Linked DNA regions of Homo sapiens: regions 2, 3 and 4 are each linked to region 1. Evidence: chromatin loops called from intact Hi-C (ENCODE). Cell type or tissue: heart right ventricle. All regions are shown on one strand.

Region 1 (8,000 bases):
CCAAGGCTAGGCGGCTAGAGTCTCTATGTTTGCTTGTTATCTTCAGCTCTGTGTAATTCTTTTCTTTGTTGTGGGAAAAATGGGCATCACCAGCCTTGATTGAAGACCATTCTGGATTAGCAACTGCAGTGGCGGAGGGAGTCTTTTCTCTCCCATGGTCAATCTATTGATCCCGGGGAAGACACTGATTGGTTCTGAGTGGGTCACATGTACACCTTTGGGCCATTCACAGTGCCTGTGGTATGGAGGAGCTGCAAGTGTTCCCACTGGGTCACAACTCCCCCGCAACACCTGCAGCTTCTGACAGTCCCGTCTGAGCTCACGGGTCGGTGGAAGAAACGTCCTTCAAAAGGAAAGCCGACAGGAGCCGGAGGGGAGGCTGGGCTGGTAGAAACAACACACGCCCATGGTCCATGGCATGCTGCATCGGAGCTTTAGCCCATTCCATAGCTTCTTTCCAGAATGTCCCATCCCTTAACCACTCAGAGAAAGAATTCTTGAACTCCTTCGTGTGACTTTCACAGTGAATTCGCCCCCAGGCTTCTAACACCGTTCATTTCCATGTACGTTGTGTGCTGCACACCCCTCCTAGCACACTGCTTACGAACTGCTGCTCCGCCTTGCTTATCTACACAGGAGTAAACGTGATGGACACACAACTCTTGCTGCCTCTCACAAATATGCCGGCGTATGGGAGGGTCTGAGCTGGAGGGAGGCGCACCTTGGATTGGTGTGAATCAGGCATCAGGAACTCCTGTGCTCACAGCTTGTCCAGCTCTCCCTCAGCATTTGGGCCACTCCACAGAATTCTTTGTTCAGGCCCGATCTGTCCTCCTGGGACATCTGAGCTGCTCAGCACCAGGAAACATGCTCTGTTGTGCGCAGGGCATCAGCTTTGCAAATAATCCAGTTACGTTCCCATTGGTAGCTGGCGTCACACTTTATGTCCTTGTAAAATTTTGAGTGGAGCCTAATCACAATGTAAGGTCTCATTTTTAATGTTTAATTAGCATCCTCCCAGTAAAGTCTGAAATATTTTACCAAAGCGTAACAATGTTTTTCATTCTTTAAGTAAAGTACACATGCATGTGGCCCAAAACTATGACTTGAATGTTGAATGTGAGGCTGCCTGCCGGGCACTCCCCACCCAAGCATAGAAAAAAGAAAATCGGGCCGGGCGCGGTGGCTCACACCTGTAATCCCAGCACTTTGGGAGGCTGAGGTGGGCGGATCACGAGGTCAGGAGTTCGAGACCAGCCTGGCCAACATGGTGAAACTCCGCCTCTACTAAAAATACAAAAAAATTAGCCGGGTGTGGTGGCGGGTGCCTGTAATCCTGGCTACTCAGGAGGCTGAGGCAGGAGAATTGCTTGAACCTGGGAGCTCAGTGAGGTTGTGGTGGGCTGAGATCGTGCCACTGCCCTCTAGCCTGGGCAACAGAATGAGACTCCATCTCAAAATAAATAAATAAATACAATAAAATCTTGGGTTCCTTGAAGGGGAATTCCAGCCACCTAGCTAGCCCTGAGAAATACATGAGCAACTTGGGAAGCAAGAAGTTAATAGTGGCGAGAAACAATAGTCAAGAGAGTTAGAGTCAGGAATTCATTGCTTCCCTGTAGAAACTAAAGACAACATCGTAACAAACGACCCGGAGTTGTTTTTCAGAACCTGGACCCCCACCAAATGGATCTGTTGACTTACAGACCTCTGATATGGGGGAGCGGAGAGCTGAACTCCACCACCGTTCTTTGTTCTTTGTTTTTTGAGACAGAGTCTCACTCTGTTGCCCAGGCTGGAGTGCAGTGGCTCAATCTCAGCTCACTGCAACCTCCGCCTCCTGGGTTCAAGCGATTCTCTTGCCTCAGCCTCCCAAGTATCCTCCTGAGTACAGGTATGCACCACCACACCCGGCTAATTTTTGTATTTTTAGTAGAGACGGGGTTTCGCCATGTTGGCCAGGCTGGTCTCGAACCCCTGACCTCAGGTGATCCACCTGCCTCAGCCTCCCAAAGTGTTGGGATCCACCCCTCCGGGCCCACCACTGTTCTTTGTTCTAAATTTCTTCCTGAGGGGCCTGGAGGAGGTCATGCCCACAGGCCAGAGCTAACATTCTTTTTTGCTGATCTCAAATTTTTTGACAAAGCCTTGCCTTCTTAACCAATCACAAATCAGAAAACCTCTGAATCTACTACCTATATGACCTGTGGGCCCCCAGTTCAAGATGTCCTAGCTTTTTAGGTCAAACCAATGTGCAGCCTCCAGGTATTATTCATGTGGGACTTAGCCTGTAACCTCTGCCTCTCCACCTTGAAAAACCCTCCCCCATCAGCCATCGGGGAGTTCAGGTCTGAAGTGTGAGCTGCCAGGTTCTGCTCGCCTGGTGCCCTGCTCTAAATGCCTCACTTCCTCTCACTGCAATCCCGACGTCCATGTTTGGCTTTGCTGCGGGAGGGCAGAGCCAGGCTGGGTTTGGTGACAAACGCTGAGTGCTCACCAAGTACCAAGCCCTGTTCTCGGGGCTGGGGTGCAGAGCGAACAGGCAGAAAGAAGGTCTCTGCTCTCATGGGGCCTACGCCTCGGTGGGGAGAGACTGACAATAAATGAAATAAACGTCTAAGATATGAAGTACATTGGATCGTGGTTAGTGGGATCGAGAAAATACAGCAGGGGAGGGCTTTAGGGGGAGGGAGACCTGCTGTCAAGGTGATGTTTGGGTGCCGAACACCCCGACGTTTGGGTGATGGAATGAGATGCTCAGAGACATCAGAGTTGCTTGGTTCCAGGCCCATGGACCACTCAAGGCCCTGTCTCAAATCTCCAGGCTTCAGGACACGCTGCTTTACATGGAGGCGGGCTCTTCATCTGGGCCTCTGAACAAGGCCTGAGACAGGACGCAGGCAAATAGCATGAGGCACGAGACTGTAGTCCGGGATGGAGAGTCAGAGTGAGTCTGAGGATGAGTGCAGATGCCTGCAGGGCAAGCTCTGCTGAATTGCTTTGCTATCTAGTTTTTATTACAGTCATTGAATCGGGGTGTCTCCCATTATCTGATGACAATTTTATGATGAAAAGAAACCATGCTGGCTTTGTTCGGTCATGGAGATGGGAAAGGTCCGCATATTCAGCAATCTGTTGAATTCTTCCAGGTTAAAACTGGAGCTGAGAAAAACCTGCAGCTGCCTGTCCCTCCCTTCACCTCTTCCAGCGAGAGGCAGTGGGGGACTGGAGAGCTGATGAAATGGCAGAGATAAAGGTTGTAAATTAGTTTTCCCTGAAGCCGACCAGCCTGAGCAACAGGATAAAGGTCGTTATTACAGACAGCCCCCGGCCTTTGGAGTTCACAGTTTCTCCATTGCTAGGAGATGGAACTCTCTGGAACCCTTCTCCAGCTCCACAGAGAGGCTCAGGCTATCAGAGGATCTGAGCGGTTGTAGGCTGCAGGCACAAGTTAAAAATAATCACCTAACGTTTTGACAGCACTTTCTTTTTTTCTGTCCCACAGAGATTGGAAGTCATTTTCTTATCCTCTTTAGGAAGTATGTTGGATTCAGGATTCTTAATTCCCATTTAAAGTCAGGACAATTGAGATAACTGTATCAGCTAACATTTACTGGGTGTTATGTTATACTTGCTAATAATAATCATAGCTAACATTTACTGAGTGATAATTTTTCTTAATAGAAAATAGCAGCATTTACTGAGTGCCACATATTTTCCAAGTACTGCCTGAAGAGCCTTGGATCTGTCCTCTAATTTATTGTTACAGCCCTGAGGAGGAGGAACTATTAACCCCCATTTTGTGGATGAGGAATTCGAAAACTAAGAGAGATCAAGTAATTTGCCTAGGAGCACAGCTGGTGAATGTTGGAGAAAGTATGAAGCGGTAAATATTACTTAAATCACATAGCAAATATAGCTGTGACTGCAATTCTAGGGTGTGTGTCTCTGTGTGTCCACGTGTATTTGGAGTAGATCGGATAAACTTTGGTCTTGGGTAAACTGAGGCATGTCTGGCGAAGGGGCTGACTCTTTTCTATCCCATTGAGAACATCCTCCTGGTGCTGGGGTGGGGGTATATGTGGGATGGTGTAATTGCGCAGCGTACCTTGTAATTAATTCCGTAGCTTTCACTGACGTCCGAAAGGATTAGAGAGAAAAATGTGGTCAGCGCTTAATATGGAGGGCACAGTGGGTGTGCTGCTTTCTCTTTTCCATCCCTCTGTCAACTTCATTCTCTTTTGGGGGCAAACAAGACTCAGATCTAAACAGAGTTTATGGTTTGTTTTGCATTTTGTATTTATTAATATTTATGCCGACTTTGAAGGTGCTGACCAGAAGGCATCAGTAACACACACACGCACACGCACACACACCACACACCATGTCTGTTTGGTTTGATTCTGAGCCTGAGATCCTGGAAATATTTCAGCTGTTGTTAAGAGGCTGGAGTTAGGACCCAGGAAGGACACAGCAGTGGGGATATAAATAGAAAAGGAGAACAGAACAAAGTTTGAGGAGAGAGACTTACATCACTCACTCCCCCTCCACCCAGAGAGCAGGACGGAGGTGTGAACTTGAGCCAGACCAGAAGGAGCTCGAGAGCGGCCGCAGGACAAGCCCGAGGAGCAGGCGGGCGCTCCAGGGGAAAACCACGCACAAAACCTTCTTCAGAGAAAAGGGAAGCTCCAAACCTGACTGAGACAAACGGAGGCTCTTGAAATAAAAAGAAAATACCGCAGGACAAACAGCCTCCCGTCCCCGGGCGCAGGTCGCGGTCACAGTGGTGACCTGGGATTGCTTTCCCAGGACTGCGAGTCGGGTTTGGGTTTCTCCTCCCTGCATTCCACAGCTGCTCTGGTCATCGCAACGTGTTTATTGATCACTGAAGAATCTCAAGTTTTGAGACGAGGAAGAAACACCCATTAGGTCTCCAAGACAGCTGTGTTTCACAAACTTTAAGGAGACAGAAATTTTCTCCCCTGGAACCTGTGAAAATGTCCCTTTTCCAAGGAAGTGAAGGTTAAGAGGTCCCGTTCTCACAGACCCTCAGGAATTTCACTTGGCTCCGAGCTTTGACCTCCGAGAGAGCCATGGAAAAGCTGCTGCGGCTGTGCTGCTGGTACTCCTGGCTGCTGCTATTTTATTACAACTTTCAGGTAATGTCCCCAAGTGGCCAGGATGGCGACAGGCTTGGTTTCTCCGGAGGCTTTCCCTGAGTGTGTCTCACACTGTGGTCTTTTGTGCGCAGGTGCGTGGCGTCTACTCCAGATCGCAGGACCATCCAGGTAAGAGTGTTTCCTTCTCACTCTGAGCACCGCTCTCCCCCTGCCTAGTGCAGGTATCTCAGGAACAGCCCACTTGTTCATCTCTGAGGCATCAGCGAATGGCCCTTGTTGGGCTCCTGGTCCCCGACCTCACTGCCTCACCACACACTGTGACCCTGGGCAGCTCTGCTACCCCTCACCGGCTGAGCGGTGGATGGAGAAGTGGTTCTGGGCCCCTTGAGCTGGGTCATATGAAACATTGTGATTAAGGAAATATGATCTTCATTTGAATGCCTTCTGCCTCTTTCTTTCTCTCTTTCTCTCTTTCTTCCTTTCTTCCTTTTTTTCTTTTTGAGATGGAGTCTTGCTCTGTTGCCCAGGCTGGAGTGCAGTGGCCGCAACCTCTGCCTCCCGGGTTCAAGCAATTCTCCTGCCTCAGCCACCTGAGTAGCTGGGATCACAGGTGTGCACCACTACACCCAGCTTTTTTTTTTTTTGTATTTTTAGTAGAGACAGGGTTTCACTATGTTGGCCAGGCTGGTCTCGAACTCCTGATTTCAGGTGATCCGCCCGCCTTGGCCTCCCAGAGTGCTGGGATTACAGATGTGAGCCACCACACCCATCTCATGTCTTCAGGGCAGATTCACTGGTGGGGAGTTGGAGCTCTGGCCCATAGCAGGGTCTCGGGACCTCCAGCCTCAGAGTGCTGACCAGCTTAGCCTGGAGCAGCCGATGAGTGGGACTCGGGATAGAGGGCCACCCTTGCTCCAGCCCCAGAGCCACATTCCATTGGCCATTGTGACACCCAACCAGGAAGCATCAGGACGGGGCTTCTCTCGGGAAGACAGGGAGGCACACACCCTTCGCTGTTAAGAGTGTGGGCACACGTTCTGGTCAGCCAGGGGCAGGGATGGGAAGACGAGGCTTTCTGGGAGCAGCAGGCAGTCACTGGGCTGTTGCTCCCTGCTGGAAGTTGCAGGAGGTGGGGAGGAGACCCTGCTAGTGCCTGAACCCCTGCTGGGAAGCCTGTTGTGAGCACAGCCTCTGCCCCCGCCCCACCAGAGCTTGGCTGGGCACCCCCCCGAGCGCTATTGTATGGCCCTGCCTGTCTCTGATGGGAAATCAGCCTTTTTAAAAAAATTATTTTTGTTTTTATTTTTTGAGACAAAGTCTCACTCTGTCACCCAGGCTGGAGTTGAGTGGTGAGATCTCAGTCTCGGCTCTCTGCTACCTCTGCCTCCCGGGTTCAAGCGATTCTTGTGCCTCAGCCTTCCAAGCAGCTGGGATTACAGGCCCATGCCACCACGCCTGGCTAATTTTTGTATTTTTAGTAGACACAAGGTTTTGCCATGTTGGCCAGGCTGGTCTCGATCTCCTGACCTCGGGTGATCCAACCACCTCGGCCTCCCAAAGTGTTGGGATTACAGATGTGAGCCACTGGGCCTGGCTGGGAACCAGCCTTTAATGATCAACCACAAATGGACTCAGGCCAGCACTGTGGGCAGATCCCAGGGCGATACCCAGGCCTCCAGGGAGAGCCCCTTTCCTGGATGGAGCACCAGGAGCCTGCTGGGGTCTAGGGCCAGGGGCTGTGCCCTCAGCCTCTGTCTCCTTTCCGGCTGCCCGGCAGCCCCATGCCAGGATGTTCCAGGCATCGTCGCCTCGCCACCACCTCCATTCACCAACTCGGGGGTGGGGACGCTGCCACTTCTGTTTCGTCCACATGCATAGGGAGCTCCTTTTAAAAAGGTGTGGAAGCTGTGAGTTTCCACACATTCCCCTCTCCTCAGCCAAATCGCTGAATGAAACAAGGGCTCCTGTGGCTTGGGAACGAATAAACATGCCCAGCGCTGCGTTAAAGAGAGGACGTGTCCACCTTGGACACCTTGCTTCTCGTGAATGCAGGCCTCATGGCTTGGGCTGGGCTCCAGTAGGGGAGAGGACTGAGAGGAGGAGAGGGGTAGCCCCTCGAACTGCAGGGCGGTCAGGCAGAGCTGTGCACCCGGCTCCTGCAGCAGGCAGGTGGCCCCCGAGGCCCCAGCATGGCCCTCACTGCTGCTCAGTGTTGGAGAAAAGCTGTGCGGGTTCTCCCCGGACTTCTGCTTATGATACAGAGCCCACACGCATTCTCACACATGCACATGTGTCCACATGCCCCCCCATGCTACATGTCTACATGTGTCAACATATGCCCACATGCACCAACACAAATCACACACATCCACACATGGTGACACATATGCATACACACACACACCAGATGTCTACATGTGTCAACATATGGCCACATGTGCCAACACACATCACATGTCCACACACCACTCACATCCATACACATCAGACATGTTGACACACATGCATACACATGCAAAAGCATCCACACATATGCACACACCTGCATGCATCAACATGTGTCCACATGCATCCACACATGTGTCCACACAATTCACATGTGTAGACACACATGCACATATATACACATCCATGCACACACCCACACCCACATGTGCCAACACATGTCTACGTGCATCAACATACATGTATTTACACATGTTCACACATGTCCACACATATCCACGTGTCTACACACATGACCACACAGTCACAGACTACACACATCCACATGCATCCACACACATCCATACATTTCTACACACATGCATACACGTACACACATTCACAAAAGTCCACGTGTCTACACACATCTGCACATGCTCGCACATCTCTACACAC
Region 2 (8,000 bases), 55 kb after region 1:
GAGAGCTGGGGGCTGTGCTGGGGCGGAGGGCGCCCCAGGTGAGGAGCCGCGCGCCCGTGGGCCGGAATGCTGAGCCTCCCCGTGGCAGTCACTGCCTGGGCTCTTCATTGCTTTACCCTTTTTTTTTTTTTTTTTGAGGCCATGCTTTCTAAAGGTAATTATACTTCCCGTGGGGAGCTTGTCCTGTCAAAAAAGAAAAGCAGACGGGGTTTTGCAGTCTGATTTCCTGCAGCCTGTGAGCTCTGACGGGACTTCCGCTCTCTCGCTCCTTCCACCGCAGAGTTTTCCGTGGCCAAAATCCTGCCCAAGACCGTGAATTCCTCCCATTACCGCTTCCCGGCCCACGGGCAGAGCTTCATCCAGATCCCCCACGAGGCCTTCCACAGGCACGGTGAGTGTGGCTGCGCTGGACTCCCTTCCGGGGCGGCTCCCTCAAGTCTTTCTGAAGAGTCCCCAAGCTTTGCTGGGTGCCCACCGCGCCAGGGAGCTGCGGTGCTCCCCCGGGCCGCCTGCGGTGCTCCCCCGGACTGCCTGTCCTGTCCTGCAGGAGAGGGACTGTGGGCAGCCGTTCTCAAAGCGTGTCCTCAGGCCACCCTCATGGACACGCTTGAGAGGTTCCTTAGTGATGCTAATGCTGTGCCCACTCCAGGCCACTGAACTGGAATTTGGGGTGGGGTCTGGGAGCATCTCAACCTGCTCGCCTGGGGAATCCGGCCCACTGGGAAGTCATCCTACCTACATCCTCCTAAATCGGCACACACCTGGTCAGCCGAAGATAAAAAGATGGGGCCACCTCCCCTTCCTGCTCAGGTAGCTGTGGGCCAGGTGAGGGGTTCATCTGTTCAGGAACCTGGGGTTCCACTCCTGTGCAGGCCTCAGTCGAGTCACATAATAAAAAATGAGAGGCTCAGGGGACCCCCTGCCTCTGACCAGGGAGCCCTGTTGGGAGCCCAGATGGCCCTGGCTATTTTTTGCTACAATGACCGTCACCCTCTCTGGTTCCTGGAAAAGCGAATATGACTCTGCAGACATCTCCTTCCTCTCCTTCCCTCCCTGGGGACCTCGGGCAAGCAGGGGAGAGCCTCAGATTTTTGCCCCTGCCACCCTGGCCAGAGGCCACGCCCCCTTCCCAGGGTTCTGCCTTAGGGATGGGGACCAGGACAGCCCTCATCAGACATCTCTCTCTGCAGTGGGGAGCCTGTCTCTGCACCCACCACCATCTTGATTGTCTGTGGGAAAGGTGCCCCGACTGGTTCTCTGCCCTGTCCTCAACTAGCATGATGTCAGGTGTGCCCTGCTCCTAGGGCAGAGGCAGGGATGTCCCTACCCCAGAAGCCAAGGGAAGGGCCCAGGGACGATGCCACCTTCCTCCAGCATCAGCAGGGAGGGCCCAGGGATGGTGCCGACATCTACCAGCATCTCCTGGCCGCATGATCTGCTGGGAGTGCCCTGATTTCCAATCCTGGCAGAGCCGTGGCCGAGCCATGGAGTGAAATAGCAAAAGCACATGTGACCCTGCTTCATGGCTGGTTATAATAGAGGTGTGACCAGGTGAAGGCATACAGACTTCCCAGTGGCTGCTGCCCCCTTGAAAACCTGCATTCTGCCTCACTCAGTGTTGCCCTAAATCCTCTGCGTGTGGAGGGCAGACGGGATGCACTCGTGGGGCAAGGCTGGAGGCTGGCACTGCCCCCTGTTGACTTGCAGGAGCTGTCTCCCTGCAGGGGCTCTGAGACTGTGTGATGCCCTGGGTGAGCCTGGCTCTCCCTGCAGGGGCTCTGAGACCGTGTGATGCCCTGGGTGAGCCTGGCCCTCCCTGGGGGGTTTCAGCCTCCACATGTCTGGAGCTGGCTCAGGGGATGGAGCAGGGATCCACCGTCACGCTGCTGAGTTGCTGCAGAGTCTTTGTCCTTGCAAATTCTGCCCGAGTGTCCTTCACTTCCTTCTCCCCAGAGGGTTCTTAGGAGTGAGGGGCAGCACCATGCATGGCGGGGCGTGGGGCTTTGTGTTTTTCCTGCCTGTGGCCTGGAGCGCTGACAGCGCCTGCCCCTCTGCTCTCTCTGCAGCCTGGAGCACCGTCGTGGGTCTGCTGTACCACAGCATGCACTACTACCTGAACAACATCTGGCCCGCCCACACCAAGTGAGTCTCGGGGGTGCTCAGCTCAGGGGCGTGGGTGTGCGTGGGTTTGCTGGGTGGCTGGCCACAGGGATGCCCGCCCCACACGCACAACACTGAGAACTCTGGACACGAGTACCGGGCGCTTCACTGCTCGGGCAAGGAAACGTGAAGCGTTTTGAAGGCCACTTGGGAACTGCAAGGCTGGGGCCAGGCTGGTGGAGTGGAGGTCAGGAGCACGGGCCAGAAGACCCTACCCACCCGCCTGGACAGAACTGTGTGACCTTGGGCAAGGGACTTAACCTCTCTGAGCCTCAGTTTCCACTGCTGTGTAATGGAAGACAACAGACCTGTCTGTGTCAGTCATGGGCAAACACACAGATGGGCAAAGCCATTTCACATCAGCTTAAGTGGAAGGCCAGGAAACTGAGGGCTCAGGGGACTGAAAAGGGAGGAGCAGGTGGGCCTCAGTCATGGCTGGACCCGGGGACCCCGAGGACGCCGTCTAGACCTGCTCTGTCTGCCCCCTGCCTCTGCTGTCCTCCAGACAGGCCCCTCCATAGGAGCAGAGCTGGCTCCTGCAGCATCGCCTCATGTGGGTTTGGGTCCTGAGAACCCAGAAGGAGAGCAAGGAGGGTGGGGACCATGAGGGGGGCGGCGAGGCTGGGGAGGATGAGGGAAATGAGGAGGGAGGGGAGGGGATGCCTCTTTCCTGAGGAATGTAGTCCTAAATTTTGTGATCTGGAGGAAACACCGTCTTCTGCGTCAGATTTCTTGGGGAAAGCCTGCATGCTTACCGATTTCCTCCTAATGAAAGAAAGTGGGGGGCCTGCCACTCTTTATGTGTGATTTCCAAAATTCTTCAGGAAAATGGTCAAAGAAAAATGCAATCTATTTTCCTCAAAAAGATGCCATCTCAGTTATTTGGGGAGATCTTTCCAAGATAGTGAATGAAAAGGTGACCCTTCCTTGGCCCCTCCTGCTGAAGTTTCCACCAGGAAGCTGGCCTTGCTGTGAAATATATGAGACGTGCATTTGTGAGGTGTCGCTGTGTCTTGTGCGGCCACAGTGAGAACCTGCGTGGGAAAGCGGCATCCGTGCCACGGCCCACAACGTCACAAAGGCGGGAGGATTGCTTCCAGATGCAGGGTGCACACATTTCAGGGGCAATTCACTGTGACCACCAGAATCTGACTCCAGCCAGGTGTCAGCCAGCTCTTTCATGAAGGGCCAGCTTGTAAATCGGCTTGGCTTTCCAGAACTCTGCCCTCACAGGGTGAAGGCAGCCAGAGACACTACGTGGGGAAATGGGGGAGTGGCTGCCTTCCAATACAGCTTTATTTACAAAACCAGGCGGCCAGCCCAAGAGCTGCAGTTTGCAGATCTTTGCCAGACCCTCTATTAGATCAGCGCTGGCAGGGATGGGCAGAGGAGAGGCCGGCGGGGCCTGCTCTGGGGAGCCCACAGCCTTGCAGATGGAAGACAGTCTGTCTCGCCTGTCCCCAGGGCCTCAGCCTTCACTCTCCCTCTGCTGTCCTCACGGACCCAGGTGTCTGCAGACAGGACACTGGAGCCCCAGGATGCAGGCCACTGTGTCCCAGAACAATGCAGCTAACTCTGACGTCCCCCTGCAAACCGAGGGCCTGGAAATTGGACAGCCAAGTCATCCCTGGTTCGTCAGCATTGACACCAGCCCCACAACATGTTCCATGAGCAGCACATTTACGTGCTGAAGCCAAAGCAGAACTGGCTGTGCAGCGATGGAACATGTTTTTCATTTGCAGTGAAGTTGGATCTTCAGCTCAGGTGAAGCTCTCTTCAGCACTTAGTGCAAAGATGCCTTGTCATCAAAATTCACCTGGAAAAAAATCATGCAAACAGCTCATCCAGTAAAGTCTCTGTACTTGTTACATTGTACCTGTGTACCTTGTACCTGTAGCAGAAGAGGTGGACGGAAGTGGAGGGGACAAAGAGTTTGGTTCACAGGTGCCCTCCTTATCTGTGTGACCCTGGGCAAGTGACTTGAGCCTGGAGGCCTGTGTTCTCCTCTTAAAACAGGAGTAATAATAGCACTGATTTCTGAGGATTGCCAGGAGGACTGAATGAGTTAATGGTGTAAGTAGGGCTTGGTTTTCTTAAACATGACATACAAGTGCCTGCTTTTGTGATTTTGTAAGCTGATTGGGCATTTGTGCCATTTTGCCTTTGAGGTAATTATCAAATCCTGGGCACGATGAGAAGCAGGTTAGTGCAGCTGCCGTGCGGGCAGCACGTTTATGTGCGCACATATGCCGGGTTCCTGCCAGCCTGCAGGGGACTTCCCTCCGTCTTTGTCTTTGTATTGTGTGCTGTCATCCTCATACATCCGCAGTGTGTTGTGAGGATGAAAGGATGCTTTGGTGCCGTAGTGTCCTTTAATTTCTTCTCCAGGGATGAGGGTGAGGGTCTAAGTCAGTACGTGAGTCTCAGTGCACAAAGGGTGGGGCCTGGGCCGGAAGGAACTTTTGTCTCCACAGCCAGCCCCAGGCAGACCATTCCAGGGCTCCTGTGATGACGGAGGGGATGATATCTGACCACCCACGGCCCGGTGGGGGCTTAGCTGCTTCTTGCCCGGCTGCTTGTACCCCTAGGATCCTTTGAGTCTCACTCGCTGCCTGGCCCCGCAATGATGGAGACTGTTCAGCTTTTACGGGTGCTCGTGCTAGGCTCAGCCAGCACCGGGACAGCCGGTTCCTCCAGGTGGACGGGGCTGAGACTGGCCTGCTCCCAGTCCTCCTGTGAAGATGGAAGCCACAGCCCACAGAGGGAAGGGCCTCTCCCCAGGCTGTGAGGGACTCACGGGTGCTCGAGAAAGATGAGTGGGGAGGTGGACCCGGCTCAGCGTGTGTCCTTAGTCACTATAGAGTGACACGGAGCACCGATGGAACCAGTAGGTCACGGTTCTGCAGCCCTCAGTGCAGTAACTGACCCAGGCAGAAGCTATCAGTGGATGTGCACACCAGCGGGAGCAGGGTTGCGGGGCGGGGGACCTCACCGACCTGCAGAGTCCTAGCTGTACCAGGTCGGAGGGTGCCTGGTGATGGGGATGTCTGCCGCACGCCTGCAGCCAGGTGGCCACACTCAACATTATCAACGTGGGACACGTTGTGGGCCCGTGTCTCTTGCTGTCACGTCATGGGAGACGTCCATGCCTCCTGTGGCATACTCCTGTCAGATGCATGGCCTCACGCCCCTCACGAGGAAGCAGTCAGACACACCTGAACTAAGCGATGTTGTGTGCTGCTGTGGTTTCGATTGCAAGGGAGAAGAAGTTGGGCAGTTCCGGATTGGGGGAGACTAAAGAGGTTCGTGCCTGAGCTAATGCACATTCCTGGGTTGAGAGAAGTGGAGTTCTGGAGGACGTGTGTGATGGTGGGGGGTGTGTGCAGTTGACTCTGGACTGTGCATTAGAGCATCTTGTAGGGTCCTCGTTAAATTTCTGAGTGTGATCATTGTTTGATGGTTATATAGGAGGCAGTCTCCATTTTTAGGAGACACGTGGTAGAGATGGAGTATGCTGTGATGCCTGCAACACACCGCTAGTGCTTCAGCAGAAAGGAAATGTGCATGTGTGCGTGTATTTGTGTGTTGTGTGTGTGCACACAGGTGCATGTATGTGCTTGTGTGGTGTATGTGCGTTATGTGTGCACATATGTGCATGTGTGTTTTGTGTGTGCTGTGGGCATGCAAATGCGCGTGTGTGCATTTGTGTGTTGTATGTGCATACATGTGCGTGTGTGTGTGTACATGTGTGGTATGTGTGTGTCAAGTGTGAGCGTGACCACTGCCAGATAAAGTGAACATGGCAAATGATAAGAGCTGAGAGTGTAGGTGAAGCCTATGCGTTGTACTGTTTTCTGGCAGATTTCCTGCTGGTTTGACTTTTAACAGTGCAAAGCTGCGGGGGCTCCTGGCATGGGCAGGAATTGTGGCTGTTGCCGTCCTTTCTGAAAGGCCCTGGCTGCAGTGCTGCTCGAAACAGAGAACAACGTCACCTGGGCAGCATCGGTGCTGAGGAAGTCGCCTGTTACCCTCGATGCTGTCTCCTTCTGCTGTTTGCGTCAGTCAGGGGCTCAGTCTCCTTCAAGAATTCACCATCACCCAAGATCACACTCAGAGATGCTGCCATGTGCCACCTTGTTGGCAAGATTTGGAGTTTCCTTCACACTGTGTTCCCAGGGTGGCGTTGAATTCTCGCGCTGAGGGAAGGTGACAAGCAGTGTGTGACGGATGGGTGAGGGGATTCCTTGAGCACACAGGCATGTGTCAGCAGGAGCCAGTTATCAAGGAGTTCCTTTACCAGGGAATATTTTCATTTGCGATGTTTGTTCACTCCCCAATGTGACATGGTAACTGTGAGGACTTGATAATTCTCCAAATAACCGAATAACAGCCCTTTTTCTTACTCCACTTGGTCTGACTTCTTTGGATTGAGTTCCTGAGCCGGTCTTCTGCACAGGCTGGGAAGTCTCTGTGTCTCCTCATAGATTTCAGCACTCCTCTGAAGCCTCATGTAACTTTAAGTCCCCTCTTTGTGTAACGGAAGGCGGAGCAGCAGCGTGGCTTTGGCTCAGATGTGCTGCGTGGGGTGAAGGACGCAGAGCCTGACCATCGGTGGGGCTCCGTGGGGCCAGGTAGTAACTTGGGGCACATTGAAGGAAGGCGGATTTGCAAAGGTGCAATCAGGAGTGGAGAGCTCTGGGGGACAGCACAGTCACGGGCCAGGAACAAGAATGGGGGCACGCTGCTTTCCCCAGGGCCAGCCAGGCAGGCCCTGGAAGAGATGGCTTTCCCCGGGCAGAGATGGAGGGGCCCCCGGGGCAGCGACTGTGCCCTGGTAGGCTGAGGGAAAAGAATCCTGGCCCCACTATCTGCTCCGATGCCCTCTGACCTTCTGGGGCTTCCCTTTTGCTGAGCACATGAAGGGAGAGAGCCCAGAGCCTGGCTGATGGGCACAGGACGGGGCGGGTGGAGGCAGGGTATAAGGGGCAGAGGAAGAGCCAGCACAGCCTCTGCCCCACCCTGCCCCACCTCACCCCTGCCCCACCCTGCCCCACCTCACCCCTTCCCCACCCTGCCCCACCTCACCCCTTCCCCACCCTGCCCCACCTCACCCCTGCCCCACCCTTCCCCACCTCACCTCTGTCCCCACCTTTACTGGAGGAAAATGCTCCTAAGGAGGCGTCTGGCCCCATTCTCATCTTGACTTGGCCGACATCTGGCGTCGCACTGATTACCAAACTGGGCCTGGTGGAGGCCACGTGTTCCCGGAGCGGAATCCAGGAAACCACTCCAGATTTGCTCTCATATCATTTGTGTTCATAGAAGGTTCTCACTTAATGTTTTCCTTATGTTTTTCCTAAGAAATGGATCTAAGTCATCGCCGCTTGCCTGTGAGTAGATTCATCCACTCGCTCACTCACTCACGTGTGTGCTGAGCACCCACTGTGTCAGGCGTGGTTCCGGGAGCTGGGGAGAGCAGTGAACCAAACGGGAAAGCATCCGGGCCCCAGGGGAATTTCTGTTCTGGGAGGGAGATGATGACCACCGGTTGCACCATCAGGAAATGTCCACGGAGGGAAAGTCAAGGGACAAATCATGCTGCGTGTTTAGGGCCTGAAGCCCACAGCTGCGACTTTCTGTTCTGGCTAATGGCACAGCCCTAAGTGTTGCTAGCAACGTGGTTTTTCCAGCGCGTTTGGTGGAATTGCACACGTGTTGAGTTCATGGAGCTCTGCAGAAAAGGCCACGAGCATCGGGGCACTGGGCACAGAGAGTGAGAACCAGGCTCCTGGCTGAAGCGAACACACCACACGTCTTAGGGCCTTGGAGTCGCGTGCGGG
Region 3 (8,000 bases), 64 kb after region 1:
AGCATTTCTGCTCATCCATGCTTCCTGGGCCATCTTACTTTTCTTATAAACTCTTTGAGGTCGAGGGCTCTGTCTCACCTCTTGGTCCTGGCGTCACACCTTAACGAGAGCAGGTATTGAAGATAAGAATTCAAGGGACAGAGTTAAAACACAGAATAGTTGAACTCGCCTGCAGGTACCAGCTTCACATCTTGAAGGAGAGCAGCGGGAGCTGAATGAAAGAAATCAAAGCTTCATCCAAAGAAGATTTCCGTCTCAATAGTTTTGGGTGGAACGCTGGCTCCCAGCCTAGGTTCTAGCTGTGTGCTGCTCCCCTGCGTTTCCCATTTTGTAATGATTTCCGTCTCTTCCCAAGGATCGCGGAGGCCATGCATCACCAGGACTGCCTGCTGTTCGCCACCAGCCACCTGATTTCCCTGGAGGTGTCCCCACCACCCACCCTGTCTCAGAACCTGTCGGGCTCTCCACTCATTACGGTCCACCTCAAGCACAGATTGGTGAGTGGCGGTGCCTTCACCCTTGTCGCCGCCTTTGATCTGGTTTCACACTGAGGAATGCTGGGTTGTCTGTGTGCTTGCATAAAGAATCTCCAACAGCCTTGGTGCCGGCCCGAACTGGAATCTTCCTCTCCCTGGAGCTCCTTCTCTTGGGCCTTTGTTTCTGAGCTGCAGTGGGAGGCCCCTCGCATAGTGCCTGGGCTGGCCACGCGGTGTCGATGTTGGGGAAGAGGCGTCGAGGTGGCTCTCCTAGACGTGTGGAGCGATCACGGATCTTCCTCATTTATAACAAGTGTCCTTACTGGAGGAGGGGGGTACCTTGGCCATCCCAGTTACCATGTGTGTTATTAGCCATCAGCAAGATGCAGCACTGTGTTCTGTTAGAGAGAAACATGCTTCAGAGCTCAGGCAAAACCATTTTTACGCTTCAGGCATTGCGTGATAAGCTCTTGGTCCTGATGCTTCATAACCGCTCTCCTCTCCACATGTCGTTTGTTTTTGCCAGTGAGTAGGACTGACAGAGACATTGGGGATACCGATGCACTGCCATTCTTTAGTAAAAGGCAAAAGATGTATACAATCTGAGGAGAAACCAGAGTATAATGCTGCCGTTCTTTAAAAAACGCGTGCGCTGTTCCCCACGCCAGGTTCATGTCAGGAGGTATGGTGTTTGATGTGACACTGAAAGAGTGAGATTTTTCAAAGTGTTTATTCAAGAACTCACTGTGTTATTGGTCAGAATTAACACTAAAGGCATTTCCTGGCAGGATTTTCTATTTCATTCTGTTTCACTCTGCTCTATGGCCAAGGCCGACTCTGTGCGCATACCTGGGTGGGTGCTTCTGTTCTTTCCAGGGTGACTGTGTTTCTGCCCCACCTGGGAGGGGCCCACACACTTGTGCTGCTGGGTGAGCTGGGGCAGTCAAGAGATGGTACTGGAGACGGAGATGGGACTGGAGTGGAAGATGGAGATGGAGAGGGGACTGGAGATGGAGGTGCGGATGGAGATGGGAATGGAGATGCAGAGGGGACTGGAATTGGAGATTGAGATGGACATGGGAATGGAGATGGAGATGGAGACGGGACTGGATATAGAGATGGAGATGGAGAGGGGACTGGAGATGTTGGAGATAGAGATGGAAATGGAGATGGAGAGGGGACTGGAGATGATGGAGATAGAGATGGAAATGGAGATGGAGAGGGGACTGGAGTTGGAGATGGAGATGGAGATGGGAATGGAGATGGAGATGGAGAGGGGACTGGAGTTGGAGATGGAGATGGAGTTGGAGATGGAGATGGGAATGGAGATGGAGAGGGGATTGGAGATGAGACTGGTCACCTCAGCCTCCTTGCCCTTCCTCTCTGCATGTGACCAGCCGTGAGCCTGTTTTCAGTGTGTCCCCTGCCTTGCTTCCTCCGCCCCTCCCGGTGTCCCTCTCCTTCCCAGTGACTTCTCACCTGGACCAGCAGCCTCCGCGTGTTCTGTCTGCTCCATTCTCCCCACAGTTTACAGACTTATTGTCAAACACACAGATCAGGTGGTGCTACTTACCTATTCAAAGACCTTCTGGGACTCAAGGTTCCCTGCAGGAGAATTTACACTCTGGGCCTGTCGGCAGATGTCTAGCAGGTCTTTCCCGCCCGGCTTTCCATGCACCTCTGGCTCTCCTTCCAAGCCCAGCAGACAGCTGCTGTCATTGCTGGTGTCGTTCCCTGTGCCTGGTGGGCCTGTCTCACCCATCTGCTGTCTGAGTTCACCCATCTCAGGAGGAGCCTTCTCTCCTCCAAGCCCTCTGCGGCCTGCACAGAAGGGAACCTCCCTCCACGCGGTCTTTGCGCTGTATTAGCACAGAGTCTCAGCTCTGTATGCTATAATCATTTATGCTAATCAGTAATCCCTTAAATGGCCTGCAGCTTCTCAGAGGCTGCCAGATCCAGCATGGAGCCCACTGCCCTTCCCCCCTGCCCGCAGTGGCCTTGGCACTGCGTGGAGGCTCAGGAGACGCTTGCTGAGTGAGTGCTGTGCCGGAGTCAGTGCCCTGTCTTGCAGTTGTGCAGTTGACATTTGTGTCTTCTCTTTGTGTGGAGAGAATCCTGGTCCCCTGCACAGGCTGTCCCCTCTGCCGTGATGTCAGTGAGGGTGCACTCCACAGGCTCAGCCTATGTTTGGAAATGTGGCTGCGACATGCAGCAGAGACACTTGGAGCTTCTGGGCTTGAGGGTAGGGCAGTGCTGCCCCGCGGCGTGTCAAGCCTGTAGTCAAGAGTCTGTAGCTGGGCGCAGTGGCTCAGCCTGTAATCCCAGCACTTCGGGAGGCCAAGGTGGGCGGATCACCTGAGGTCAGGAGTTTGAGACCAGCGTGACCAACATGGTGAATTCCCGTCTCTACTAAAAATACAAAAATCAGCCGGGCATGGTGGCCCGAGCCTGTAATCCCAGCTACTTGGGAGACTGAGGCAGGAGAATCACTTGAACCCGGGAGGCAGAGGTTGCAGTGAGCAGAGATCGGGCCAGTGCGTTCCAGCCTGGGCGATAGAGTGAGACTCTGCCTCAAAAAAAAAAAAAGTCTGTAAAGGCAGGAGGCTTGTTCTGAAGGACTCTGGAACCTCTGTGTGCTCTGAGGTTGAAGTTGTCCTTGTGAGTGAGGTGGGCACTGTGAAGCACAGCCGACCACAGGGCCTGAGGGACTTTGAAGAGCAGGAGTCAGGGATCATCCCAGAAGGTGAGGCGGGGGCAAGTGGAGAGGGGAGGGCACGGGCAGAGAGGGGAGGCAGGAGATGAGAGCACAGCTTGAGTGCCAGGGCTGCAGGAGAGCCACACAGCCAGTGAGGTTACACAGCATACATGCACACGCATACACACACATGCACATGCACATGCACACAGTCCACACACACCCAGTCCACATACACTCAGTCCACACACACCCAGTCCACACACACCCAGTGCACACAGTCCACACACACCCAGTCCACACACACCCAGTGCACACAGTCCACACACACCCAGTCCACACACACCCAGTGCACACAGTCCACACACACCCAGTCCACATACACTCAGTCCACACACAGTCCATACCCAGTCCCCACACACCCAGTCCACATACACCCAGCACAGACACACACACACCCAGTCCACACACAATCAGTCCACACACACCCCATCTACACCCACCCAGCACAGACACACACACCCAGTGCACACACACTCACTCCACACACTCAGTCCACACACACTCAGTCCACACACTCCCAGCACAGACACACCCAGCACACAAACACCTAGTGCACACACACCCAGCACAGACACACCCAACACAGATACACCAACACAGACACAAACACCCAGTGCACACACACCCAGTGCTCACACACCCAGTACACATACCCAGCACAGACACACCCAGTGCACACATACCCAGTGCTCACACACTCAGTACACACACACCCAACACAGACACACCCAGTGTGCACACACCCAGTCCACACACACTCAGTGCACACACACCCAGCACAGGCACACACACTTAGTATACACACAGCCAGCACAGACACACACAACCAGTGCACACACACCCAGCACAGACACACACTCAGTACACACCCAGTGCATGTACCTGCATCCAGCACCCATATAGGCACATATGTGCACATACCCAGCCTCAGTACACCACACACACCGACACACACACCCACATCCCATCCTTGCAGGGCCGGCAGGTAGGAGCTCTGGAATTTGGAAAGTGGAAAGTGATTTGTTTTGTCTGGTATGGCTTCTCCCTCTCGTGCACAGAGCGGGTCTCCAGGGTGCCTCACCCAGGGGCCTCACGCCTATCCGCTCTCCCGCCCAGGCAGCCCCCTCCTCTCCCACTCCTCCAGCTCCCAGGAAGGCAGGGTGGCAGTAAACTGAATCACAGCCACGTGGTTAGATTGCAGGGCTGAGGCCCGCATTCTCCCAGGTGTCTGCATGTCTGACCCTTCACGCCGGGATGAGGGGCATCGGCTCGGGTTTTGGTTAAATCCCGCCTTGCCCCTGCTGTGGAGGACGCCCCCTGTGGTGCCTGGTGAACCTTAGTCTTAGAGATCGGTTCATCCCCGCGGTTTCCCACCGAGAGGGTCCACCAGTGAGACAGGAGGGAAGCTCCACCTCGGGTCGGCCGCCTCACGCAGCGCTTCCCTCGTGCTGCCCCATCATTCACTGACTTCAGGCCACGAGGACCCGTATGTTAAACAATCCCGCTCTTCTATTTTCTTAGGAAACCAGCTTGAGTCAGTTATGACCGGTGCAAAATAAAATAGAAAAGAGCCCACCTCCCTGATATGGAGGGTTTTGCCTTTTACACACAAAGGGCAAATCAATGTATTTTGCTTAACGCTGTTTAGTGGCACCCCTGGATCGTTTCTGTTAGCAGAGGTGTTGACATTCTCGTGGAACTTCTTTCTCAAAGCACAGCCGTTTCATTTCCACCACCCTTTCTCAGTACGCTCAGTCATTTTCTTTCAGGACAGACTGAGGTGTTTGAGAGGGACTTTGCTTTTGGCTCCCGGGTTGTTCTGGTTCTGTGAGGTCCTGCAGGTGGGGGCAGGAGCCCAGCTGGGGCCTGAGGACATGACAGGCAGCGTCTCAGCAAGGCCGGGGCACAGACTCGTAGGCCTCCGGTTCAGAACAGCCGTGGTGGCCCAGCCTGTGCCCGGGTGTGCACACTTCAGAGCCCTGCACAGACGCCTCTGCAGGATTTTGCTTTTTAACATTGTTTGCTCCCCAAACTATCAAATAATCCAGATTCAGACCCTGACCTTGGGCCGACTCAGCAGTGGCCTCTGGTGGACCGGCTCCTGCTGCTCCTCCTTGGTCACCCTGACCTCTGGCCACTGTCCCACCCGGCTCTAGGGGCACCCAGTGGGCTGAGACCTTCGGCAGCTCAGGCTATGCTGTTGGGCAGAGCGGGTCTCCAGGGTGCCTCACCCAGGGCTACGCAGGAGGCCTTTCCAGCAGTTCCACTGAGGCTCTGGACAGGGATGCTACCCACACACCACCCTGGGACGCCAGGGGTTTTCGACACGACGATCGGTCAGAATCTGCAGTGTTCTCTTCAGTCAAAATTGCTCACTGCGTTCAACCAAAAGCTGAAGTTTTAATTCAACATTGAAATGTCAGTTTCCCAGGTCAATGAAGATGAAAGCTTTTTCCTTAGAAGGGAGCAAGGAATGAGCGAAGCAGAGTCTTGGGAAATTTCAGAATTAGAATAAGCACCAAAAATACGTATTGCAAAGAGCCCAGTGCTGCCAGTTTGATGGCTGTTGTCAAACATTTTCTCATCAGACGGCCTCAGCTCCACCTGAATGTCAGTCAGTCCCAAAGCCAGGCCATCGCTCAGGCTACCACAAATTCTGGAAGGGACTGAGTGTAATGAGGGTGTTCCAGGGAGATGCTCCAGGGAAGGACCCCGAGCTCCATCCAGGGCAGGGGGTGCTCCAGGGAGATATTCCAGGGGCAGGACCCCGAGCTCCGTCCAGGGCAGGGGGTGCTCGAGAGAGATATTCCAGGGGCAGGACCCTGAGCTCCATCAAGGGCAGGGGGTGCTCGAGGGAGATGTTCCAGGGAAGGACCCCGAGCTCCGTCCAGGGCAGGGGGTGCTCGAGAGAGATATTCCAGGGGCAGGACCCTGAGCTCCATCCAGGGCAGGGGGTGCTCGAGGGAGATGTTCCAGGGAAGGACCCCGAGCTCCGTCCAGGGCAGGGGGTGCTCGAGAGAGATATTCCAGGGGCAGGACCCTGAGCTCCGTCCAGGGCAGGGGGTGCTCGAGGGAGATATTCCAGGGGCAGGACCGCGAGCTCCATCCAGGGCAGGGGGTGCTCGAGGGAGATATTCCAGGGGCAGGACCCCGAGCTCCATCCAGGGCAGGGGGTGCTTGAGGGAGATATTCCAGGGGCAGGACCCCAAGCTCCATCCAGGGCAGGGGGTGCTCGAGGGAGATGTTCCAGGGGCAAGACCCTGAGCTCCGGCCAGGGCAGAGGGTGCTTCAGGGAGATGTTCCAGGCCAGGACCCCAAGCTCCGGCCAGGGCAGGGCTCTGCCCCTCATGCATGCCTAATAGCACCCCAGGGCTGAGGTCAGGGAAGAGGTTTGGTTCCCCAGGCTCACACGCAGTGGGGCACTGGTGATCTGAGGAGGGAAACGGAGGCACTGTTGGCAAAAGGAGGTCTGTAAGCTGAGTGCTCTGAAATGTTGGCCATGCCCACCTGGACATGGGCCAGGTCTGAACGAGGCAGTTGCCCGAGCTGTGGATGCCCTCACATGAAGCCCTGGGTAAGGCTGAACCCTGGACATTTATCCGAGGCCCCTGGACCGTGAAGAAGCCCTCAGGCTCTGTCCTTGTGCAGTGCGGGGGACCTGTGTCCTCAGGACTGGGCACCTCCTCAAACTAGGCCCTCCTCTAGGTGTGGCTCTCAGGGGCCAGGCCCGGGATGGCCAGTGTGAGGAGCAGCCCTGGACACAGGGTGCCTTCGGGCTGGGTTTTGGCCTCCTTGGGGTGTCACCGTCACCACAGCTTGTGACTTTCGAAGAGCAGCCCAGAATTTGGGCTTTAAATTATATCCCTGGATGTGTCTTGTTGGCAGCTAATTCAAATTTGTTTCCAGTGTTGTCAAAGAAACCCTATGTGTGGGTTGCATTCAGCCAGGAGGTCAACAGTTTACAACCTCAATGTTTTAAGCTTTTTATTCTGAAATGATTTTAAAGTTACAGAAAAAAAATGTCAAGAATAGTACAGAATGCCCCTGTATGTCTACAGACATACAGATCATTCATCCGTCTTCCCTGATGGTGGTATTTTTAAGTACAATGATTGAAACCAGTAAATTGACACTGATATTAACGACAGACGTTTTTTGAATGGTGTCAGTTTCCTCACTTGCAGCTTTTTTTCAGTCCCGGGGTCTCATCTCGGCTGGCACAGAGCGCTTAGTTGTCACGTCTCCTAGGCAACTGCAGTCTGTACGGGTTCTTAGCTTCCCGTTGTCTCCCATGACTTTGACACTTCGCGGCGGCCGGCCGGTGCTTTGTGGAGCATCCCTGGTCACTGTCCGATGCTTCCTCCTGATTAGGCCGATGCTGTGCGTCTTTGACAAGAACGCCAGGGAAGTGAAATGGTCCTTTCTTATCGCAGCATCAGGCTGTGTGAGTCGGCCTGTGGGCTACCAAGCGAGAGACATTTATTTTCTTGTTGTTCTAGGGGTTGGAAATCCAAGATCAAGGTGTCGGTAGGTTTGGTTTCTCCCAAGGCCTCTCTCCTCGGCTTGCAGACAGTGTCTTCTCCCTATGTCCTCACATGGTCGTCCCTCGTGCGTGTCTGTGTCCTGATCTTCCATTTTTTCTTTTTTTGAGACAGAGTCTCTCTCTCTTGCCCAGGCTGGAGTGCAGAGGTGCAGTCACGGCTCACTGCAGCCCTGATCGCCGGGCTCAAACCATCCTCCTGCGTCAGCCTCCTGAGAATCTGGGA
Region 4 (8,000 bases), 74 kb after region 1:
GTTTTGTATCTCTTTTGTGCCAAATGAACAGATACATGTACTTTTTAAATAGCCCCTTCTGTCTCCTGTGAAGGGTGGTATACCATAGAAACTCTTTGGTACTCAGTTTATCCTGGAAGTCACTCCAAACCCATCCGCAGAGGCCTTCCAGCTTCTCAGCTGCGCAGAGCCCCACTGTGTGGGTTTACTGAACCATCGCCGGCTTATTCAGCTCATCTCCTACTCATGGGCATTTAAGTTGTTACCCATATTTTGTATAAATAACTTGTTGCAGCAAATGACCCTGTGAACCTGCATATTCCTGCAGTGGGCGGTCCAGCCTCTGTTCTGGAAACCCAGAAAGTTTCTATTTACCTGCAGATGGACCTTCTTCTTCCCCTTATGTTGACCCTCGGGCAGTGTTGAGGGGCAATGAAGTGACAAACAGCAGGGAGAAAATGACCAGTCTCTGCAAATAGACAACTCAGAATGGTCCCCAGCTAGCCGCCTTCTGCTCCTGACCCTGGTGTGTGGATTTAAGTCATTTCTGAAGATTCAACCTGATGAGCTGTCGACCACAGATGAAGACAGAACGGATCTGAGAGATGAATGATGTATCTGGGGTTAGCATCTGGATGATCCGAGTAATGGTTTTGGGAGAGGCAAAGCCTAGAATTAGCCACCCCTGAGGGACAGTGCTTTCCTGCCCCCGGCAGAGCGGCCTGGGGGGAGTTGTGCAGGAAGCAGGTGCAGGCAGCCCCGCTGGCCGGGTCACTGGGGTTCTCTGTGACGTCAGGGTCAGAGAGGCCCACATGGAGGGCTGGAGCCTGGTGCTGGTGCCTGATGGCTAGCTCCTCAGTGTGCTGGCTTTCCTGGCAGAGGGGAGGTCGAGCGTGGCTTCTAGTGGTCCCTAAAGCCACCAGGGTTTCCAGTGTGGCTGGTGCTGCAGCAGACCCAACCGAGCATCCTGTGTGTTTTGGAAACATTTCAGTCATGTTCCGGTCAGTGATAGATTGCGTATACCACAGTGGTCCCATCAGACTGTAAGACCAGATTTTCCCTGTACCTCATCTATGTTTTGATGTATTTCAATGCACAGATCCTTCCCATTGTGTTACAGCCGCTGGCAGCATTCAGTACAGTAGTGGGCACAGTTTGTAGCCTAGGAGCAATAGGCTACTCCATACAGCCAGGTGTGTGGTGGACTGCGTCGTCTAGCTTTGTGTAAGTCCCCTCTGTGATGTTCACAGCACGATGAAATCGCCTAATGATGCATTTTCACAATGTGTCCTTGTCATTAAGTGATGCAAGACTGTACTCCTTTTCCTTGAGGCACCATTCAGGCCTCCCAGACACGAGAAGGGAGCAATGGGAAGGGAGCAATGCAGCAGGCGTGTCTGTGTGAGAAGCTCGGGCAGGGCTCTCCGGGCCATTTTCTCACTGGTCCTGAGGCCTGCTGGCTGTGGCCCGAGGGCAGGGACGGCATGGTGGCCTGGGGGAACCGTCTCTGCAGGCACTTCTCACCTCCCGGCTCCAGTGAATTACAGGCCCTGTGGGGCTTGATGCCGTGGATGGAAGTTTTGTAGAAGGCCATGTTTGTGTCTTCTGTGAAGTATGAAAGGTGCCAGTTTGAAAACCAGAGAAAAAGAAAGCGTGGATTAAAATGCAGTCCCCGTTTTAATGGTTGGTTACTGCAGTTATTTTTAAAAAAAGAAAGTGTTTGAATAAGGAATCCTGTCTTGAAGAGAGGTGGAGAGGAATTTTTATCATACCGAAAGAGGATGGTAATTAAGGCTTGTCTTAGCCAAGCGTTCTCTAGGGTTTTGGGGTTTTTCTTTTGAAGGTTGCTTTTATATTTCTGAGGATGTTGCGGGGGCCTGCTCTTCTAAGTTAAAGTGATTTGTCTGATGGGAAGATTTCCCCTGGCGGCACTCTGTCACGGGCCGTGAGGAGGAGGTGAACTCAGAAGAGAGTCACACATTTGTCCCCCACATCGTTGTCAGGGAACCGTGACATGGAGGCTGCAGGAATTTTCTCCCAACATGGGCTGAGGTCTTGAGGCCCGAGGCTGAGATGCCTTCTTTTCTTTTTTTTTTTTTTTGATACAGAGTCTTGCTCTGTCATCCGGGCTGGAGTGCAATGGCACGATCTCGGCTCACTGCAACTTCTACCTCCTGGGTTCAAGCAATTCTCCTGCCTCAGCCTCCTGAGTAGCTGGGATTACGGGCATGCTCCCTGCTAATTTTTGTAATTTTAGTAGTGACAGGGTTTCACCGTGTTGTTCAGGCTGGTCTCGAACTCCTGGCCTCAAGTGATCCATCCACCTCCGTCTCCCAAAGTGCTGGGATTACAGGCGTGGGCCACTGTGCCTGGCCTGAGATACCTTCTTTTGCTGGCACAGAATGGGGTGCAAGCTCCCCAGGGTGTGAGGGACAGAGTTGCAGGCCCATCCTGGAGGCTCTGAGGGGGCACCTGGTAAAGCCTGGGGGTGAGGCTGGGCACTCCACATGCCCCAGGGCTGCACCACGGAAGCCCACGGAGGTCCTGGGACACGTGACTGTGTCACTGTGCCCGGTTCATGTCAATTGCGCCAGTGCCATCAGTGTGTCTGGGCCCTCAGGCTGCAGAGGGCAAGTGGGAATGGTCAGTGAGGTGTCATCTGTGCTTCTCCCCTGCTGGGGAGCCTGCACTCTACAGACAAACGGGGCAGCCGCGGGTGTGGCTGGGCCATGGACTGTGTCTCAGTGGACTGTGTCTCAGGGCACAGACCCTGCTTCCAGCCTTTCCCGGTGCCCTCCAGAGGGCTGGGTGGCCTCATTACTCCTGCCCTTCTGAGCTGGATGGAATCCCTTATTCTCCCAAAGGGCTCATTTTAATGTCTGCGGGGGGGCGGGAGTCCTTTGCCACTGACGTCAGCCCTTTGCCACTGACGTCAGCAATCGTCTGTCCGATCTCTCAGGGCATTGGAAGGGAGTGAGCTCCAGAGCACTTCCTGACCGCGTGGAGCCGAGCTCCGGAGCGCTTTCTGACCGTGTGGAGCTCCAGCGTCCATGTCACCCCGGAACAGAGGAGGTTCCCAGGCATAGAGTGGAATCCAGACTTTGGCCTTTTGAAGTTGGCTTGTGTTTCTGGGGCTTAATCTTCCAAGGGAACTGGTTCTGCTGTGTTGAGATGCATTGGTGTTGGGGCACTGTGGCTGTGGGGCTGGCCTGGGCATTGCAGGGAGGGTGTGGAGCAGCATCCCTGGCCTCTACCCACTTGATGCCAGCAGCCCCTCCCCAGGTTTGACAACTAGATACGTCTCTAGGCATCGCCAATATACCCGGGAGACTCCCAGGTGAGAGTCTCCCAGGGGATATTGCAGTGTTCACGGCTGGATGCTACTCGTCACTATTCCATATTCCATTATATGAATAGGCCACCGCTGACTCGTCCTTGTAACCATAATTTGGCTGTTTCCAGTTGCGGACTATTACACACAGTCACTTTCCTGTGCTTCTCAGATTCAGAACCATATTTGAGGGAGATGAAAGCAGGCGGGTGGCTTCTCTTGGAGGCAGGTACTTTCTCGTAGGGATTGTGGCACACAGCTGTTATTTCTCTAGGATTTGCTGTGAATGAGGGAAAAACGGTTGATTGTGAATGAAGCAAGGTTCATTTTCTTCCCATGGTCATTCCTTGGTGCACTGTAGATCCAGGATATTCCTACTCTGCAGGCTGTTTAAATAACACACACACACGCACACACATGCACACACACATAGCCAAACATCGTTTGAAATCCCATCCCTCAGAGATGACCAGTGTCAACATTGTGGTGACTTCTTTCGGGGCTTCTCTAGGTGTGTGTGTGTGTGCACACAATTTTATATAAATGGGGTTCTGCTATCCGTGCCGTTTCGCAGCTTCAGTTTTTAAATTTACCATGTCTATATTTCCGTGCCAGTAGCTCAGACTGTATCATCATTCTCACGGCTGCTTAATAGTCTACGTTTGTCATCCTGCTGGTGTGCGTCTGGCTTCGGGTTTGCATTCTCACAATGCTGTAATGAATCTTCTGTGTTCTTGCTGGGTTATCTCTGTAGGATGAATTCTCAGAGGTAGAATTGCTCTGTTAAATGTCTACACATTTTTTTCTCATTTTAAAATTTATTTTGGATGTTTAATCCAGATCTGTGTTTATTTACTGAGGGGAGCAGGTAGAATTGTAGAGTCACAGAGAAACAAATTAGAGCTAGGGGTTCAGGGTTACTCAGACCAAACTTCTCATCACCCTGCATCCCCCTGCCAGCCATGTTTTAAAAGCAAACGTGTTATTGGAGTATAACATGCCTGCAGAAAAGCACGTATATGTGTGTATGGTATGACAGTTTTTACAAAGCGAACATACCCAAGAAATCACCCCTCAGGTCAAGAAGCAGCACACGGCCAGCACCATGGAATGCCTTTTCCAGACGCCAGCAGAACAGAGCTGCCGGATGTTCTAGTGAGCGCGTTTCTGCTGGTGAACCTGACTGTGCCCTTCTTTGTGGGATCTGCCCAGGATGGCGTCGCTGGGTCGAGGGGCATGTTCAGCATGAACAGCTGGTGCCCGGTGCCTTCTCCAGAGCGGGCACTGGTTCACTCTCCCCTTGGCAGAGCGTGAGAAGCCCAGTGTCCAGCATTGGGTGTGGCCCGTCTTTTCCAGGTCCGCCATTCTGGTGGCTAATGTTGTCTCATTCTGTTTTTTATTTGCTTTTCTTGAATGATGTTGGTGACCTTTTTATGTTTATTGGATATCAATATCCTTTTAAAAAAATCTACTCAAGACTTCTGCTCATTTTTCTGTTGTGCTGTTTGCTTTTCTTTCTTACTGATTTTTTAAGGAGTTTTTGTGTATTTTGAGTATGAGTCATTTGTTTGATATACGTATTGCAAATATCTCTTACACGGGGTCTTCCCTTTTGACTTCGATGGTGTCTGCTGGTGGACAGCAGTTTTCAACGTCAGTGCAGTCCGGTTTATCAAGCTCTTCTGTATTCAGTGCTTTTATGTCTTGGTGGAGGAATCCTGCCTAACCCGAGGCCATGAAAGTAGTTTCCTGTGTTACCTGGAACATTTGTTGTTTTCACTTTCGTGTTTGGGCCTGTGGTCCTTCTCTGCTTGTTTCTGTGTCTGCAGTGCAGTAGGGGTTGAGACTGACCACTGTCCCCAGACGGATATGTAATTTACCCAGCTCCACGTGTGGGAAGACCAACCTCTCCCCTAGTGCTGTGGTGCCGCCTTTGCCGTCAGTCACGGGAGGGGCGACGTGGCTGTTTCTGGACTCTGCTCTGTCCGTCATCCCATTTGCATGCCGGTACGATTGCAACTGCCACGTCCTATGCCAAGGCCTGAGACCGGCTCGTGTAAACCCTCCAGCTTGTTATTCCAGGCGGCCTCGGCTATTTTTGGTGAGACGCATTTAAAAATTTGATGCGCGTCGTGAAACTGCCCTTCAGAAAGGTCGTAACCATTTATCCAGCCATGGGTGGGGCTCGGCAGTGCCGCCTCTCCCACGCCATTGCAGACTCTGATGCACAGGAAGTCACACCTGGTTGTCATTCATAGCTGCGTAGCTTTGGTTATTGGTGAGGCTTCCTAAGTGAACTGGCCATCTGCATTTTTCTTTATGTTGTAACCACCTTCTTTCCTGATTTCTCCAGTGGAGTGTTTGTTTTGTTAGTGACTTCTGAGAGCTCTCGATGTAGTTCCAACGTTAACTCATTGCCTGCTGCTGTAATCTACCAGGCTTATTTTTATATTGACTATTATAGTCAGTGCGGATGAACACTTGAACCTGCAGTGCGAATCCGTTCCCCTGACCCCAGCCTCTGTGCCTCCCCCTCCTCTGCTCCTGCCTCCCTCTGTCAAGATCCTTGGGATCACACTGGATACATGTGGCTAATCCAGGATCACCTCCCACCTCCAGACGTTTAATTTACCCACATCAGAAAGGTCCCTTTTGCCATGTAAAGTGACATTCCCAGGCTCTGGGGTTAGGTTGTGGGACTCTCGTACGGTGACATTCCCAGGCTCTGGGATTAGGTTGTGGACCCCTCGTTCGGTGACATTCCCAGGCTCTGGGGTTAGGTTGTGGACCCCTCATGTGGTGACATTCCCAGGCTCTGGGGTTAGGTTGTGGACCCGTCGTAGGTGACATTCCCAGGCTCTGGGGTTAGGTTATGGACCCCTCGTATGGTGACATTCCCAGGCTCTGGGATTAGGTTGTGGACCCCTCGTTCGGTGACATTCCCAGGCTCTGGGGTTAGGTTGTGGACCCCTTGTTCGGTGACATTCCCAGGCTCTGGGGTTAGGTTGTGGACCCCTCTTAACGGTGACATTCCCAGGCTCTGGGATTAGGTTGCGGACCCCTCGTTCGGTGACATTCCCAGGCTCTGGGATTAGGTTGTGGACCCCTCGTTCGGTGACATTCCCAGGCTCTGGGGTTAGGTTGTGGACCCCTCGTTCAGTGACATTCCCAGGCTCTGGGGTTAGGTTGTGGACCCCTCTTATGGTAACATTCCCAGGCTCTGGGGTTAGGATGTGGACCCCTCTTATGGTGACATTTCCAGGCTCTGGGGTTAGGTTGTGGACCCGTCGTAGGTGACATTCCCAGGCTCTGGGGTTAGGTTGTGGACCCTTCATACGGTGACATTCCCAGGCTCTGGGGTTAGGTTGTGGACCCGTCGTATGGTGACATTCCCAGGCTCTGGGGTTAGGTTGTGGACCCGTCGTAGGTGACATTCCCAGGCTCTGGGGTTAGGTTGTGGACCCGTCGTAGGTGACATTCCCAGGCTCTGGGGTTAGGTTGTGGACCCCTCTGGTGGAGGGTGGGGATTGTGTTTTGTCAGCTGCAGAGGGTAAATTAAGAATCTGTGGGGAGCCCTTCCAGACTGTGCCGCTGAAATTGTTGGGGCAGTGGCTCTATCTCCGAGAATGCAGCTAGATCTCAGAATGCATCCCCAACGTTGCAGCGTGCGCAGGCCCTTCCTCCTGAGGGCACCCACCTTGGTGAATGGGATTTTCTGTATCCAGTTGTCTCTGCTCCAGTTGATGTGGCAGACACAGGGTCAGACAGAAGCTTGCTGGACATCGTCCCTCCCCTGAGGCCAAGGCCGGACGAGGGGTCTCTTCAGCTGCACATCGGGGCAGGTGAGGGGTGTCAGCCACGTCCCGGGGAATAGTAGCCTGCCCACCTCAGCAGAATGGCGAACTCGCTTTCCCGTGGCCTTTGGCATCTGTAGCGTGGATGCCATGGAGTGTGGCGCGTGACACCTCAATGTGGCACACTGAGACTGTAAAGAACAGAAGACACCAGTACTTTAACCCGCGGCTGAGGGCTCATCGCTTTGAATACGCCGGGGTGTGCAGAGCACAGGTCAGCTATTGTGTAGGAGAGACACTGAGCCGCATCTGCAGCCTGTTGTTCTGGGGTCGCCTTGGTTACAGCCACCTCTGTCACAATGTGCAGTGTGTCGGAGTCTCCTTCCAGAGGAGCACTCGCCCACAGCCAGGGCCCCCACCGAGGGCCGCTCTTTTCACCAGGGTTTCTGAACAGGCCACATGGGAGCCCGGAACGCAGGAAGGGCAACACCTCATCCCAACTCACCACACTGGGCCCCGGGGAGCCAGGGGCTGGGCGGTCTCAACTCTGAGCTCCACTGCCGGAAGCTCTGCTGCCTTGGGGGGTCCTGTCGAAGCTGCTCCCTGCCTCCCACCCTCCCTTCCTGCGCCATGTCATTTGTTGGGGGCTCTGACAGCGGAGCCCACTCACGTCTGGGGCAGCCTTGGGTACTGCGTGCTGCCCTGGTGCGGCTCAAACACTGGACGGTGGCCTTCATCCCTTTAGGCCTGGCTTAGCCTCTTGCAGGTCTGAGCCCAGGTGCAGGAGAATTCGGGGAGACTGTGGGGCATGACTGGAATGGGGTGAGTTCTGACCTGTTGCTGGGATGACCATTTACACAGCTTGAGACATAAATGCAGTCCCTCACCCATGCGGT

Evidence for each region. Peaks named below come from ENCODE experiments on the same cell type or tissue, not always from the same donor. Only the 100,000 strongest peaks of a DNase experiment are listed, where the experiment ranks them.
Region 2: it touches region 1 in a loop (2.9-fold over the local background); 15 of 110 quality-filtered maps call a loop at or near these places.
Region 3: it touches region 1 in a loop (2.5-fold over the local background); 15 of 110 quality-filtered maps call a loop at or near these places.
Region 4: a loop joins it to region 1, with 2.8 times the contacts of the local background. A loop is called at or near these places in 4 of 110 quality-filtered maps.

What each region holds. Positions count from the first base shown.
Region 1 is chr12:130,949,373-130,957,372 of GRCh38, forward strand. ADGRD1 (adhesion G protein-coupled receptor D1) reads left to right here and starts at 4,535. Exons shown (of 25, transcript NM_198827.5): 1 at 4,535-5,159; 2 at 5,252-5,288. The coding sequence starts at 5,094. In heart right ventricle, no CTCF peak of the experiment used is centred here; DNase peaks (open chromatin) are centred at 4,569, 6,024, 7,189 and 7,617; H3K4me3 peaks cover 3,514 bases; H3K27ac peaks cover 3,967 bases.
Region 2 is chr12:131,003,906-131,011,905 of GRCh38, forward strand. It overlaps ADGRD1 (adhesion G protein-coupled receptor D1), which reads left to right. Exons shown (of 25, transcript NM_198827.5): 11 at 281-391; 12 at 2,067-2,142. Among named protein-coding and RNA genes, the nearest start is that of ADGRD1-AS1, 14 kb to the left of the region's middle. RefSeq lists an enhancer at 6,567-7,766. In heart right ventricle, no CTCF peak of the experiment used is centred here; DNase peaks (open chromatin) are centred at 3,586, 6,747, 7,546 and 7,606; H3K27ac peaks cover 2,144 bases.
Region 3 is chr12:131,013,844-131,021,843 of GRCh38, forward strand. ADGRD1 (adhesion G protein-coupled receptor D1) reads left to right here. Exons shown (of 25, transcript NM_198827.5): 13 at 356-497. Among named protein-coding and RNA genes, the nearest start is that of ADGRD1-AS1, 24 kb to the left of the region's middle. In heart right ventricle, no CTCF peak of the experiment used is centred here; no DNase peak of the experiment used is centred here.
Region 4 is chr12:131,023,481-131,031,480 of GRCh38, forward strand. All of the region lies in intron 13 of ADGRD1 (adhesion G protein-coupled receptor D1), which reads left to right. Among named protein-coding and RNA genes, the nearest start is that of ADGRD1-AS1, 34 kb to the left of the region's middle. RefSeq lists an enhancer at 4,854-5,355. In heart right ventricle, no CTCF peak of the experiment used is centred here; no DNase peak of the experiment used is centred here; H3K27ac peaks cover 566 bases.